Regions from separate parts of the Homo sapiens genome. Here regions 1, 2 and 3 are each linked to region 4. A link is a contact called in ENCODE Hi-C or POLR2A ChIA-PET data. All regions are on one chromosome and are shown on one strand. The core of a region is the stretch at or near the end of the contact, and the rest is flanking DNA. Distances in the headings are between cores, read along the strand shown. Region 1 overlaps NDUFA12 (NADH:ubiquinone oxidoreductase subunit A12). Region 2 holds the start of CDK17 (cyclin dependent kinase 17). Region 3 overlaps ELK3 (ETS transcription factor ELK3). Region 4 holds the start of USP44 (ubiquitin specific peptidase 44).

The links. A loop is a pair of places that touch in the nucleus more often than their neighbours do. ChIA-PET counts read pairs that join two places held with the same protein, here RNA polymerase II (POLR2A). Pooled maps may share reads with other maps.
Region 1: a map of naive thymus-derived CD4-positive, alpha-beta T cell shows a loop between it and region 4 (3-fold over the local background). The contact joins the enhancer-like site here to the promoter of USP44 in region 4. A Hi-C loop is called at or near these places in 1 of 168 maps with a recorded cell type or tissue (naive thymus-derived CD4-positive, alpha-beta T cell) and 6 of 50 pooled maps. POLR2A ChIA-PET finds 5 or more read pairs at or near these places in 2 of 52 experiments (OCI-LY7 and activated CD4-positive, alpha-beta T cell).
Region 2: a pooled map shows a loop between it and region 4 (10-fold over the local background). The contact joins the promoter of CDK17 here to the promoter of USP44 in region 4. A Hi-C loop is called at or near these places in 5 of 50 pooled maps. POLR2A ChIA-PET finds 5 or more read pairs at or near these places in 2 of 52 experiments (Panc1 and naive thymus-derived CD4-positive, alpha-beta T cell).
Region 3: a loop to region 4 is called in a pooled map, with 2.1 times the contacts of the local background. The contact joins the enhancer-like site here to the promoter of USP44 in region 4. A Hi-C loop is called at or near these places in 2 of 50 pooled maps. POLR2A ChIA-PET finds 5 or more read pairs at or near these places in 2 of 52 experiments (Caco-2 and activated T-cell).

What each region holds. Positions count from the first base shown.
Region 1 is chr12:94,980,464-94,984,123 of GRCh38, reverse strand. All of the region lies in intron 3 of NDUFA12 (NADH:ubiquinone oxidoreductase subunit A12), which reads left to right. Among named protein-coding and RNA genes, the nearest start is that of NDUFA12, 21 kb to the left of the region's middle. Within about 2 kb of position 1,948, at least 3 of the 41 ENCODE cell types and tissues checked have a DNase peak (open chromatin) inside an H3K27ac peak, as active enhancers do.
Region 2 is chr12:96,398,307-96,402,044 of GRCh38, reverse strand. CDK17 (cyclin dependent kinase 17) reads left to right here and starts at 1,606. Exons shown (of 17, transcript NM_002595.5): 1 at 1,606-2,059. RefSeq lists an enhancer at 623-842 and silencers at 1,263-1,592, 1,683-1,862, 2,043-2,202.
Region 3 is chr12:96,213,380-96,216,825 of GRCh38, reverse strand. All of the region lies in intron 1 of ELK3 (ETS transcription factor ELK3), which reads right to left. Among named protein-coding and RNA genes, the nearest start is that of ELK3, 21 kb to the right of the region's middle. Within about 2 kb of position 1,490, at least 8 of the 41 ENCODE cell types and tissues checked have a DNase peak (open chromatin) inside an H3K27ac peak, as active enhancers do.
Region 4 is chr12:95,549,330-95,552,870 of GRCh38, reverse strand. USP44 (ubiquitin specific peptidase 44) reads left to right here and starts at 1,395. Exons shown (of 6, transcript NM_032147.5): 1 at 1,395-1,599.

The DNA.
Region 1 (3,660 bases), core at 699-3,198, 570 kb after region 4:
TTCTTAATATAGTTATTTGATCAATTCCACTGTGTGTAACTAAGTTCCCATTGCTGCCCTCTCATCCCCCCTCCCCCACTGGACTTCCTCCTTACCCTATTTTGCCTCCAGCACCCCAAACCAGCTTGCCACCCTCCCTTCTCCTTGTGTGGACAGGCTCTTCTCCCCACAAAGGCTCTGACACATCTTGCTGGGCTACCGCAACACCCTCCCTCACATACCAAGTGCTACATTCCTCGGGCCCACTTAATGACTTTTGCACTCTGATTTACATTTTTAAAGCATCTCTGTGGTTGCTGTGAAGAATAAAGGAAGGAGGCAAGGCAAGTGTGGAAGCAGGCTACTCACTTAAGAAGCTGTTGTAAGTCATGGCCTAGGCTGTTGATGGGGTTGGACTAGGGTGCTAGTGATGCAGGTTGTGAGATTTGGGATCGTATTAGTTGTCTATACTGTGGAACAAGTTATCCTAAACTTAGCTTAAGACAGTAAATGTTATCTCACAGCAATTTGAGTGTAGCTTAGCTGGGTGCCCCAGGCTCAGGGTCTCACAAGGTTACAGCTGAGATCTTCTCTGAGGCTGCTGTGCTCTCAAGGTTTGACTTGGGAAGGACCCACTGCCACACTTACTCATGTGGCTGTAGACAGACCTCAGAAGATTTGCTTCCCAGCTCATTCAGTAGACCTCTGCACAGGCCACCTCTTGACATGGCGTCTGGCTTCCCCAGACCAAGGTGGAAGGAACAGTCTTTTTAAACCTCATCTAGGAAGTGATATCCCATACTTCAGTTGTCTATTTATTAGAAGCAAGTCAATCAGTCCAGCCACACTTAAAATGAGGGTATTATACAAGGGTGTGAATACCAGGAGGCAGTGATCGTTGGAGGCCCTCTTAGAGGGTGCCAAGTAAGATGGGGTCAGCAGGAGTTGCTGATTGATTGGCTTTTGAGAGAAAAACCAGTCAAGGATGACTTCAATATTTTTGGCCTGAACTACTAGAGGTACAGTTACTGAGATAGGGAAGAGTGGAGTAGGGGGAGCAGGTTTAGAAGAGGTAGTCTACGTTAAGTATGAGAAGCTTGATAGACGACCACGTGAGAAGGTGAGTAGACAGTTGAAAACTAGCCTGTTGGTTAGGCTAGAGATTGATGCTGGAGATAGGATTTTGGTTTGATTTTATCTAGTGTAGTATTCAACTTAACTTTATAAATTAAGGGTTAGGAGAATATGACCTTCAGTTAAATGCCTAGCTCTGTTATCCTGGAAACCAGATAAAATTGTTTTAACAGTATTGCAATATAAAATCGACCTCTGATTGGGAAATTGCCTCTGGATTGAGAGGAATTAGAAATGCCTGGTGAGTGCTGCTGCTCTTAGAACTGGCATGACCCTGTGGGAAAGGGAATCCTGAAGCTATGCCTTTGGAGTTACTAGAGACGTTGGCTCTGGTGGAGCGTAAAGCTTTGAAGTTAGGGCAGCTCCTGCACCTGTCTCATGATGCTCTCATCTCCCTTGAGCCTGAGCTGTGTCATCTAGGGAGTTAAAGAAAATAGCTTCTGGGCCGGGCGTGGTGGCTCACACACAGCACCTTGGGAGGCCAAAGCAGGCAGATCATGAGGTCAGGTGATCGAGACCATCTTGGCTAACACAGTGAAACCCCGTCTCCACTTAAACTACAAAAAAAAATTAGCCGGGCCTAGTGGCGGTCGCCTGTAGTCCCAGCTACTTGGGAGGCTGAGGCAGGAGACTGGCATGAACCTGGGAAGCGGAGCTTGCAGTGAGCCGAGATCACACCACTGCACTCCAGCCTGGGCAACAGAGAGACTCTGTCTCAAAAAAAAAAAAAAAAAAGAAAAGAAAAAGAAAATAGCTTCTGGACGGCTGGGTGAGCTGTCACTTGCATGAACAACTGCACAGACTCCCAGGGAGAGGAACATCTGATGCTGCCCAGCTGGCAAGCTGTGATTCCTGTCCTCTGTCCTGAGTTCTCAGATGCCAAGTGTGGCCTATGATAGTCTTATGAGTCTGTTCAGTAGCTGCATAATCTCACCTAGGGAAAGATTTCCCTTAGAGACATTAGCGTTTTGGATAGAATTTTAGTCAGCTTCTCTGTTTCATTTAATGTTCTCTAATCTTATGGGAAACATTAGAAATCTTGTGGAAAAATGAGCTCATTTTATCTCTCTGGTCTAAAGGCCTTCACTTCTTTGAATCTACCAGCCACCAGTAAAGGCTGCTAAGTCCACCAGTACAAAAACAAAAGATGGTGGTGCAAACTTCTTGGATGGGCAGTTGAGCTACACGTGCCTTGAAAATAAGAAACGGATTGCCTAGAACCTAACACAGTCTGCTTACAAACTTGATTCATTCAACAAATATATATTGAGCACCCCCCTATATGTCAGGCCTTGATGGGTTTATATATTCACAGTGGTGAGTGAAATATGTATGGTCTTTGTTCTCTTGTAGTTTATAGGCACTTAATGAATACTAGTACTAATACTGTGTTCTAATTTAGTGTCTTTTTTTACAGTACCTTCATTTTCCTATATGTTTTATTCTCTTATGGGATCAGCAACAAGATATTAATTTCTTCTTCAGGAATTTATATTTAATTTGATTGAGTAGAATACCCTGAAAGTATTTAAGTAGATAACAAATAACATTTTATTTTATTTTGAGGCAGTGTCTCGCTCTATCACCCAGGCTGGAGTTCAGTGGTGCGATCTTGGCTTACTGCAGCCTCGACCTCCTGGGCTCAAGCCATCCTCCTGCCTCAGCACCCGGAGTAGCTGGGGCTACAGGCACGGGCCACCATGCCCGGCTACTGTTTGTATGTATGTATGTATGTATGTATTTAGTAGAGACAGTGTTTTGCCATGTTGCCCAGGCTGGTCTCAAACTCCTGGGCTCAAGCTATCCACCTGCCTTGGCCTCCCAAAGTGTTGACATTACAGGTGTGAACTACCGTGCCCAGCTCAAGTACTATTCTATACTACTTTTTCTTTCTTTTTTTTTCTCTTGTTCTTGTCTTTATTTTGTTCAATGCCAATTTTATTGCCTTCAGTTTTATTCTGAAGTTATCTAATTGCCACCGTCTACACAGTAACACACAGAAGTCTTCATTTTCATTGTTATGGTAGTTAGCATTTATATAGAATTAGTGTAGAAAAGTAGAAAGTTTGGGCTATTTCATGCACGGCTGTATAAAATTATTGTTTTCACTTGTATCAGAAGAAATAAAGATGTGCTTTTTGTGGTTTGAAGTATTGGAACCTTGAAGTCCTTTGAACCAAGTTAAAAAAAAAAACAAAGCAAGACATGGCTTGGTTAGATTTTTCTCTATTGCACGTATACCGTTTTCCCACTTGGTGGCACTTTCTGTTCATTTCTTAGTAACATGTCTTTCTCTCTCAGCATAGTTACACCAGTCTCTCCTCGTACATTGATTTTTCTTATTAAAATTAATTTACTGAAGTAATACATAAATACATCATTTAAAAAATAATAGTGTATGGTAAAGGGTTTCTTTTTTTTTTTAACAGAAAATAATTTTGTCCCTGAAAATTTTTCTGTGCCCAGGGAAAAATTAATAAATGGTTTTGCCCTTGAAAGGCCAATTTGTTTAAGATGCTTAACATCGTGGTGGTCAGCTGTTTTTCA
Region 2 (3,738 bases), core at 357-2,856, 850 kb before region 4:
TTTACTAAAGTACTAATTTAGATGAGGCAAGTATATGAAAATCCTTTCATATAAATAGGCCTTGTATAAATATCAGTGTTTCTCTTTAACTTAAAAAGAACTCTGAAAATGATGCTACATCTTGCTATATTATAAAGTTCCAAGTTTGACTTGGACAAATCTAAAAAGCCTCATTAACAGTGCTTTTAAACAAAGCGCACTTGTTCTAACGGAAAGCTTGTTATGTATATTTGCATTCTTGGTTGGTAAACAAGTGTTAAATACGCGTAGAGCATAATTGTTGCTAATTTACGGGTCCTGGTAATTTTAGAGGCATGGGAAAAGCCTGATTGACACGTACGATCGTTGGATATAACTGTAGATGCATTTAACTTTGCCAAACAAAATAAGAGAAAGATGTCAGCATGCAGCATTTTTAAGGGGGAAAGGATTCATCCCTAAATCCAAAAAGATAATTCCCCGAAGTTCTTAGCACATAATGTGATTTGAAACTTCAAAGCAGCTTCTACTTCCGGGTGTTAACATGGGAAAAAAAATTTATCTCACTTCACAGGACTTTTATGTGGGTTTTTTTTTCTTGTTTATGTTGTCTACATCCGGTCCCTACTCTCTTCTTTCAATCCTCTCATTATCTCCCTCTAGGGGTTTAAGTTTGTTTTAACTTTATGCTTTTATCCTTATTAGTGGAAAAAAGTGGGTCAGTATTACTTTAGTTTGTCTTCACTGCCACTCTGCTGTTCATTCCTGAACTAGCTTTTAGCCTCTGGGAAAGGAGAAAGTAAAAACAGTTGCAGAAACTGGGCCAACCTCTCGCGGCCCGCCTCCCCCAAGAAAACAAAACCTAACCCGTGCAACAGTAGTCCTTTCTGTTTTCATAGCACCTTGTATTTCTCCGCTCATAACGTTCAGATTTTTATGATAGTTATTGATCATCTTTCATCCCAGCTAGACTCTCCGTCCTTAGAGGACTCAGCATATTGCCGGGCACATGATAATATATACAAAACACTGTACTGTAGTTTAAATGAATAGATGCCGTGTGTGTGAGAGACTGCGGCACTAGTACCCACGTACCCACACACAACAAAGGAGAAAAGTTGCAGCCATCAACATCTTTCAGTGTGGGTCCTTTGACATGGACTCTCTAGAAAGTCAGTGGAGAACTGTGGCATGGACACCTTGTACAGTAATTACTTGTATAACTGAAGCACGAGTTTTGGTTTGGTAGCGGGAAGTTGAGGGGCAGGGGGATGTTGGAGGGGCTGAATTATTCACATAATTTCTCCCCCAGTCGCTGCGGACAGGCACTCATTCCGGTGGGGTCCCCTGGCCCCCTCCGCCGCTCCCCCGACGCCCGCATTTCGGAGCGGGCAGTTTCCCGGGGACACCCGCCCCGCCCTGCAGGCCCCGCCCCCGGCCGCCGGCCCCGCCCCCGCCTCCGCCGCCGCCGGCAGGGGTCGCGCTGCCCCCGGCGAGCCGCTCAGGCGGGGGTGGGGTAAGCTCCCGCGGCCGGTCGCTTTTCTCCGCCGCCGCTGGTTGGATCGTTTCAATAAAAGTGTTTTTTCTCTTGCACTCGCTCTCCTCCGGGGAACAGGCGGAGGCGTCAATCCGCAGCCGCCGAGTGTGAAAGCGACGCACACGCAAGGAGCGAACGCGGCCGCCCGCAGTCTCCTGAGCTCCCCGCGGGCCGCCGCAGAGCCGCGGAGAAGGAGCCAGCGCCCGGCCAGACAGTCTCAGCCCGCCGTCGGCGCCCGCCGCGCTCGCGCCCGGCTGCTCCGAGGGGATTAGTGGGCCGTCCGCGCGGCTCGTCGGCGCGGGAGCCATGTTGACCGAGGGACTTGGCAACGCGTGAGACACCCGCGGCCCCTCCCGAGGCTCCGGACCCGCGGCGAGAGCCGGAAGGCGGCTGTGGCGGCGGAGGCCTGCGCTCGGAAGCGCCTCACGTCTGCCGGCCGCTGAGACCCGGACTTGCATCCGGTCGCCGCGGGCGTCCGCGGAGCAGCTTCCCCCCGCGCCTCTCTTCGCCTCGCCTCGGGACCCGCGGTCCCCGCTCTTGCTGGTGAGTTGGCGGCTGGCGTCCGCGCCGCGCTTTCCCCTGGTGTCGGGTCGGCCGCGGGGCCGGGAGGCTGCGTGGGACAGAGGCGGGGGCGGGGGCTACTGGGGGCGCGGGTGGCTCAGGCCCGGTCGGGAAGTTGAGCGAGGAGGCGCGGCGCGGGGGGCTAGCGTGCGCCTGTCACCTCTCCGGTCCAGCGAGGACCTTGGGTCGCCCGGGGATTTCCGGGGCTCGGGTGGGGTGTGAGTGTCTGCGAGCTGCTTCCCAGGAGGCGCCGACAGATATAGACGCCGCCGCCTCCGGTGCTCGCTGCCGCTTTGGTCTGCGGGGGAGGCCGGTCTCCTCGCGAGGCGGAGGAGGGGAAAGAGGCAGAAAGTCCCCCGAGACACAAAGGTCCCCTCGGCGGGGGTGGAGCTGGAGGCGCAGGCGACGCTGCCCGGGAGGGGAAGGAAGGGGCGCGGGTCCGCGGGAGGTGGGCGAGGAGGCGGCGGTCGCGGCGCCTGCAGCTCCTTGGAGACGCTGGCGCTGTGCGCGGGTGGGGAGCGCGGAGGAGGAGGAGGAGCCCGCGCGTGGGAGCGGGTAGAGACAAAGATCAGGGCAGCCTCCTGCTGGCGGGTCACACCCCGGAGTGTTGGTCAAGAGCGGAGGTAGAGGGAAGGTGGGAAACCCAGCAAACCGATGGGGAGGGGAAAATGGGGGGAGGAGGGTGCCTAGTGCTGTCTCCGTCGCAGTTGCTTTTCTCAGCATTTTTGTGCCCGATGCTATGCCCGATGCTTTTGCTCCCCAACTCAGCTGGATAGCTCCAGATTCCCTCCCTCCTGTCACCCCCACACTGCCACATTGACTCTCCTGTGGTTTTTCCCTCGTTCTCCCCCTACTTTTCACCCACTCCTTTTCGGGTAAGCAGTATTTTGCTTTCAGCTTGGGGAACATTTGTTAATGACAGGATGTCTGAGCTTGTTCTGACCCTGAACTGCCTTGAACTTCTCTCTCTTCCTCCCACCCTTTCCTTTTCTGGGATCTATAATGTCACATGGCCGTTAACAATTAGCTTTTCTTTTGCAAAAGTGGCAAAAAGCGTTTAGCTGAAATCTGTGGCTCTCGCCTCCTTTACATGAATATGTCCACCAAAGACACCTCGTTGGTCATGTTCTATCACCTCTTCGTCAAATTGACATCAGGTCCTAACAGGTCACTTTCAAGATACAGAAGAGGCAAATTTTGTTTTGAGACTTGGCCATTCCTAGGGTCAGCAAAGTGTATTCCTGGCAGCCAGACCTTCAGTCACTTATCAGGAAATGCTTGACCTAAAGACAGACAATTCTTTCCCCAAACTTTGCTGTTTCTTTTTTGAGTCTTTGTTGAAAGATTTCTTTTAAAAGGCGTTCGTGTGAGAAGATCACAGCAACAAATCTGGCTTGTTCTGTTTTAGACTTACTTTCTTAACTCTTGGGCAGAAGAAAATGAATGAGATTTGAAGACCTTTGATACCTTGGGTAGACAAAGCTTGCCTTGAAACTAGAAATAAGACGAAACTAGATTTTAAGGGGAAAAAATTTGCTAGTGGTAATATAATTGGTTTTGTTTCATTTTTTTATGAGTCTGAGGAGTTGACATTAAACGTTGGGATGTTGCTTTGTTAATGAAGTCATTTCAATTTTTGCAACTCTTAACATCTGCATGCT
Region 3 (3,446 bases), core at 241-2,740, 660 kb before region 4:
AACCTTTCTGTGCCTCAGTATCCTCATAGGTAAAATGGGACTGATATGATAAAAGTATCATATCATACAGGGTTGTTGTAAGAGTTACAGAAGTTACTAATAATGCACTTAAACTACACCTGGGGCAAAGTAAGTGCTATTTAAATGTTAACTACAATTACCTTTTAAGCTACAGGGAATCCTCCTCACAGAGCTTGCTGTGGAGTCACATGGCCTTCACCAGGCTAGAAGGCATTGTGTAGCTACAGCACCCACCTGGGCTCTTTGTCCATTAGGCAATGAGCCCCACACAGGCACTGAAATCCAGGGAGACTCTTCAGCCACATGGCGACTGTGGTTTATAAGGTGACTTGGAGTATGCTTCTGTTTTGTAGTCTATCATCAAATATGAAAGCACAAAAAATCGTAAATGCTTGCAGAAAACTCAGATGCTAGGGCACTGATTCTCCGACTCCAGCTTAACAAACACTGGTTTAAATGCTGACCCTGAGGCCTCCAAGCTGTGTGACCTCAGCAAAGAGGGTCCCTGGGGCTCTCTCCTTCCCTGGGGTACATTCGGCTCCCATCTATGTGGTTTCTCTGGAGCAGGAAGGAGAGTCAAGTACATGAGAGCTGTTGGGTCAGATAGCGAAGAAAGAAAGATGTTCTAAATGACAAGCCAAGGGACAATGATGACAACACCGCTCATAGCCGCTGCAGATGGGGCCCTACAGGAGGGCATTCACGGGCTGGTCAGGGCAAAAGACACAGAGTAGAGAGGCCGAGAGTAAAACGCTTGACCTCTGGCACAGAGGGGAGGGACATTTTTGCAGACTCTGAGTGATTATTTTCTGCCCTTATTCTGTTTTCAGCTTTTTGCACTTAAAGAATGCAGTTATGAAAACAGTTTTGAGGCTAGGCGTGATAGCTCACGCCTGTAATCCTGGCACTTTGGGAGGCCGAGGTGGGTGGATCGCTTGAGCCCAGGAATTCGAGACCAGCCTGGGCAAGAGTAAGACCCCATCTCTACAAAAAATACAAAAATTAGCTGTGTCTGGTGGTCCGCGCCTGTCCACCCAGCTACTCAAGAGGCTGGGGTGAGAGGATCGCCTAAGCCTGGGAAGTAGAGGCTGCAGTGAGCTGTGATTGCACCACTGCACTCCAGCCTGGGTGACAGAGCGAGACCATCTCTCTTTAAAAAAAAAAAAAAAAAAAAAGGTTTTATGTCCCTCTTTAGTCTTTCCCATGTTTTTATTTAACTTTGATTCATTCTTTAATCCGACGGAGCCTCAAAAAGAAAGATGCTATTGACAGAAATATTGATCATTCTCATTACGCTGTGCCCGCCTCCGCCTACGTGAGAGCTGTCAGGTCACATGACACGATCCCAGCTTCAGGTGTCCCAGCTGCCTCCTGCCTCTGTCACCGAAAAGCTACTGGCCTCTTCTTGGAAGCTGACCTCCTTCCTGTCGGCCACAAGGTGGCGCCCGACGTCTTAATGTGAGCAAGGGCCGCACAGACCCCTTATGCAAAGTATGAGGTTTTTGCCTCCATTCTTAGAAGTCGAAATGCCCACTTATTTGTTCTTCTTTCTACTGATGGCAACCTAGCACTTCCCTTTGCATGTTCCTTGTTTCATTTTTACTGAGGTGGGAGTTGAGGGGGCAGAATTAGCTTTGATTTTCTTAAGCTTCTATGTGGTGGGAAATAAGAAACGAGGCAACTTAAAAAAAAAAAAAAGGCAATGAGAGCCCAAGAAAAGGAGAAAAACTTCTGGGTAAGGAATAAACAAAATAGGTGCTCATGAGGTACCCATGTCTTTTTTCGTTTGTTAAATTTTGCATGGTTAGAGAAATGAAGATGGATTTGAACACTTCTTACTGAAAATTCTGCTGAGTTCAACTCCTCTGCCAGTATCTGCTATGCATTTCCATGTCATGATACTATCATTGTCTAAGACAAAGGGTAGTAGCCATTTCATTATAGAAAATGAACCCTGTACCTCAGTCAAAGAACTGGAAGACAACATTTTATATTATTAGGGATCTGCAATAACTCAGCACAGAGTAAGTGTAAGGTATTAAGTAAATAAGGATAATATTTGAAAAAAAAACTTATACAAGTTCTGAAGTTTTTTATTATTTCTGTGAGTTGGAAGACTATTAAATTTATTTTCAAAGGACATTTAAATTATTTTGATCATTATCACTGTGTATAAAAAAGGCATGAGGCCAACTTCATGTCTCCCAAGCTTTTCATTTATTAACAAGTATTTGCATTCTGTGAATATCTACAAATTGTTCATTTTAAAAAAGGTAAACAAAAGTAGGTATTGCTCACCTATTTACTTACTCTTTACAGTCTGCAATGGTTTTTGCTGTTTTTTTTTTTGTTTGTTTGTTTTGTTTTGTTTTTTGAGACAGAGTCTTGCTCTGTCGCCCAGGCTGGAGCACAGTGGTGTGATCTCGGTTCACTGCAAGCTCCGCCTCCCAGGTTCAAGTGATTCTCGTGCCTCAGCCTCCCGAGTAGCTGGGACTACAGGCGCACACCACTGCCTCCGGCTCATTTTTGTATTTTTAGTAGAGACAGGGTTTCAGCATGTTCGCCAGGGTGGTCTCAAACTCCTGACCTCAGGTGATCCACCCACCTCGGCCTCCCAAAGTGCTGGGATTATAAGCGTGAGCCACCGTGTCTGGCCCAGTCTGCAATGTTTTTTAAATAACTCTTCCATCTTGGGAAAGAGAAAGGTTGCTGGGATTACATGCCTGTACATGTTATATCTAGCACAATGTAATATCTAGCACAATGCAAGGATTACTGGGTTTTTAATGAACGGATTACATGTCTGTAATCCCAGCACTTTGGGAGACCGAGGAGGGAGGACAGTTTGTGCCTAGGAGTTCAAGACCAGCCTGGGCAACACGAGACCCCCATCCCCACAAAAAACACAAAAGTTAGCTGGATGTGGTGACACATACCTGTAGTCCCAGCTACTTGGGGAGCTGAGGCAGGAGGATCACTTAAGCCCAGGAGTTTGAGGCTGCAGTGAGCTGTGATCACATCACTGCACCCCAGCCTGGGCAACAGAGCATGAACCTGTCTCAAAAACAAAACAAAAAAAAAGAGAGATTTTTCAGAGGAAATCACTGACAACCACTGAAATAACAACATATGCAATTTACTGTGTGTAGGAACACCCCTCTTTCCTTCTGGAACTATGCTGTCTCTGGCTAAATTAGAAGTAACTCAATTGGTTTGTCAGTGACTTTTATATGGGTGAGTAGTAAATGATGGCTTCGTTAACACTGGCTGAGAAAATGTCTTACAACCATTCGACTTTTTCCCACAGAATTCACCGCACCCCACCCTAATAACCACCATACAACCCAGCCCTATGTTATCCTACATTTTCAGAGCGGGCCCACAGTAAGACAGAAAAGGGCCTATTTCCATCCAAGGCTGCCTCG
Region 4 (3,541 bases), core at 146-2,645:
CGGAGGTTGCAGTGAGCCGAGATCACGCCACGGCACTCCAACCTGGGTGACAGAGCGAGACTCTGTCTCAAAAAAAAAAAAAAAAAGAAAAGAAAAGAAAAGAAAAACTGAGTATAGGGTGGAGGTGGAGTGGATGTTTATGTTTAAAAAGGGGGAGAAATGGACTCACTTCACAATTTTGCTTCCATTTATACCTAAACCCTGGGGCTCAGGGTTTCAGTTTCCAGTAGGCCTATGTTGGAAATTCACCTGCAAGGTACAAGTTTCCCTGACAGACCACCAAATAAACAATGGTCTTTTAAAAACAAATCAACTTTGGTACCATCTACTCAGCTGGCATTTACCTTCCTTACCTGCTACCAACCTCATTCTTAGAATTAAAGAAAAAAGGCGAATTCTAAAGCCCCTTCTACTCACTTTCCTCCACTAAGGCCATAGCTTACATCTGCTGCTCTTTTTTCCATACTCCTTTTTTCTCAACTCCTTTCTTTCATATTTGCCAGAAATTTAAGGTCGTTTGGGTTCCTCTCATTTAAAAAGTTCAACTGAAGTGTGTTGCTACACCTTAATCAAAAGTTTATGGCTGAGTTATTTAGCGTTTCTTTACCCACTTCCTCTGCTCAATCCTTCATCTCCTCATAACCATTGAAATGAATGCTATGAATATCTCAATGCTTAGCATGGTGCCAGGCATTTAGGTGTTGAAAAAAATGTTAAGCGAATATTAGTTATTAGGTAAGAGCATTGTCTGTAAAACTCTGAAAAGTCTTAAAAGTGATTCCTAAAATTTCACAAGCTCATAAATTCTTTAGTCTGCAATTATGATTCCTGAAATATTCTTCGATTCATGAAAGACTGGACTAGGAAATTCTAAAAATCGACATAAAGCATAAAAAGCCACTCTGAGGTTTATGAAATTTACAATGTTTTGTCTTCTTTTAATTCATTCGTACTTTTCTCTCAGGATACAAAGGGCAAAACTGTTTGTGTAGTAACTCAGAATTGAGTAGTTACACATCCATTAGGTTTCAGAATCGTTAAAATTTTATCTGGTTTAGGAAACTGCTTACCTTGGAAGGGCAAATTGCCATTTCTCTCCATCTGGGGATCAGGGAAGCAAGGGAAGCCCCCCTAAACATCACTTCCACGCTCCTATATTATGCTAAGGAACTTCTGGTTGATTCATTAGGCATTTCAGCAGTGTTTTTGGCCGGTACTAGGAACTGTGGAGAGGTATAGAAAGGGAGCAAGTGCACAGTCCCGGCCCCCAAAGAGGTTACGATGCAAATAGAAGCAGGCTCAGAACTCGGAACAAAAGCAGTGACTGCATAATAATGCACTGCTGGGGGTGGGGGATGGGGATCTGCACGCCCGGTTTGTGACTTCAGGAAAGCAGTTTCCAGGAGGTGAGAGTTTAAGCCAAACCTGAAAGAGGTTGATTTGTAATGATTTGCAGGGGGGCACTGGAGGCAGCCGCCAGGACTTTTCACTTAGGAGATCAGCATTTGCCCTGATGGAAACTGGGCGATCCTGCAGGGACTGACCTCTGAGTTATCCAAAGGCCGACCTGGGGAAAGACTGATTTTGAGGTTTTAATAGGTAAGTTTGGGGACATCATTGATGAAGGTGGGCAGGGAAGGAGGCTTTTTTCTTTTCTTTTTTTTAATGTTACAGTAAAAAGCTTAGATTCGATGAGACGGGTTAAAAAACAAATAGGAAAATTTAAGGAGAAGAATGACTATGATTGCTATGTAAAAATAAAATTGCAATAGAGAGGTTCTGGAGCTCAGGAAATGAGCTAGAGCATGCTATAATTTAGGCCTAGATAGTGAAGATCATGAATAAAATGGTAGCTGAGGAAATTTCAAAGTTGAATAAGTAGTAATAAGTATGAAGAAAAAGCTAAACTACAAACATCTGCTCTTTAATTACTAACACTAGTAATGAGAATTTGTCTCCAGCCTCTTCCCTTCCCACTCCGCACCTCTTCCTAGCTTACATCATTGTATTAAGGCATTTTATTGAAGACACTATTCAGCACTCTCCACCTATGCCTTACACAGCTTGCCTTTGCTTTTCTTCCCATTTCACTTTTTCTCTTCATTTATTCACATCATTTTAGTCCTTAAAAGACCCCGCCCAATTACTAGATCAGAGGGAGGCAACTAAGACTCTTCCTATCTCCCAAACGACCTTCCAGAATGGTTTTATGGCATTATAATAGGAAAGCAAGAGTTTTGATTTTTCTATTATTAATATTTTGCTTTCAAGGAATTACAGGAAAAACCATATTGCATGCCAGAAATACTTAAATTTTAAATATTTCATCTTAAGAGATGCCCTCATGTAATGCTTTTAATGCATTTGAGAAATTCAGGTGGTGGGCAAAAGTACAACATAGAGGTTAGATGTTTTGAGTGGGAGAAGTGCACTGGGGTCATTATTGAATCAGAATTATTATGCACTTAAATATATAGAAAAAAGAACAAAATGAGTATTAAACTATGCAAATTCATCCCTTTAATCTTTATTTGCATGACTACATTTTATGCAGTTGTAACCTTAATGTACATATTTGGTATTTTTTTCAAACATGAATTGATTAGACATTGTTGCTATTTTGTATCTATTTTGTTAACATAAGAACTTCCTGTGTTATATCAGATTTTTTTTTTTTTTTTTTTTTTCTGAGACGGAGTTTCGCTCTTGTTGCTGCCCAGGCTTGAGTGCAATTGTGGATCTAGGCTCACCACAACCTCCGCCTCCTGGGTTCAAGCGATTGTCCTGTCTCAGCCTACCGAGTAGCTGGGATTACAGGTGCCCGCCACCAGGCCCGGATAATTTTTGTATTTTTAGTAGAGACAGGGTTTCACTATGTTGGCCAGGCTGCTCTCGAACTCCTGACCTCAGGTGATCCACCCGCCTTGGCCTCCCAAAGTGCTGTGATTACAGGCGTGAGCCACTGCGCCCGGCCTCTATGTCAGACCTTAATTAGCCATTTCCTGTTAGTTAGAATCCTGTGCCGCTCCTTCTTGCCTTTTACGGTGTTTGGATAATATGCTGTGAATACCTTTGTGCACTCATTTCTTTATTCAGGTCATACCACTGAAACATACTCCCCAGAATAAAACTGATGATGAAAAGATAGGAACAATTTTATACCTTGTCTTACATATTGCAAGATTTTGCACTGCATTGATGTATTGTTAACTTTGCATGTTTGTCTTCTTTTTAAGCTCTCCTTGGAGAGTTTTTAAATTTTCAGTACACTCCACAGGGTGGCCAAAGTAGAACTGCTTTGTCATTGAGTATAGGTTCAGTTAAAAACAACAATCTGGCTCAGAGTTGAACACAAAGAATCCAATAAATATTAATGGGTTAATTTTCAGGTACCTTAGCCTTGACTTTCCTGTTTTCCAGATTTCCCCTCCTTTTCCTTTTCGGTATGTACTTCATTATTTAAATGGGCAATTTCGGGTTAGGCAGTTCTAGATAGCGGTTCCCTTCCTGTGCCCGTTCTGGAACCTCTCTCGCCCTTCTG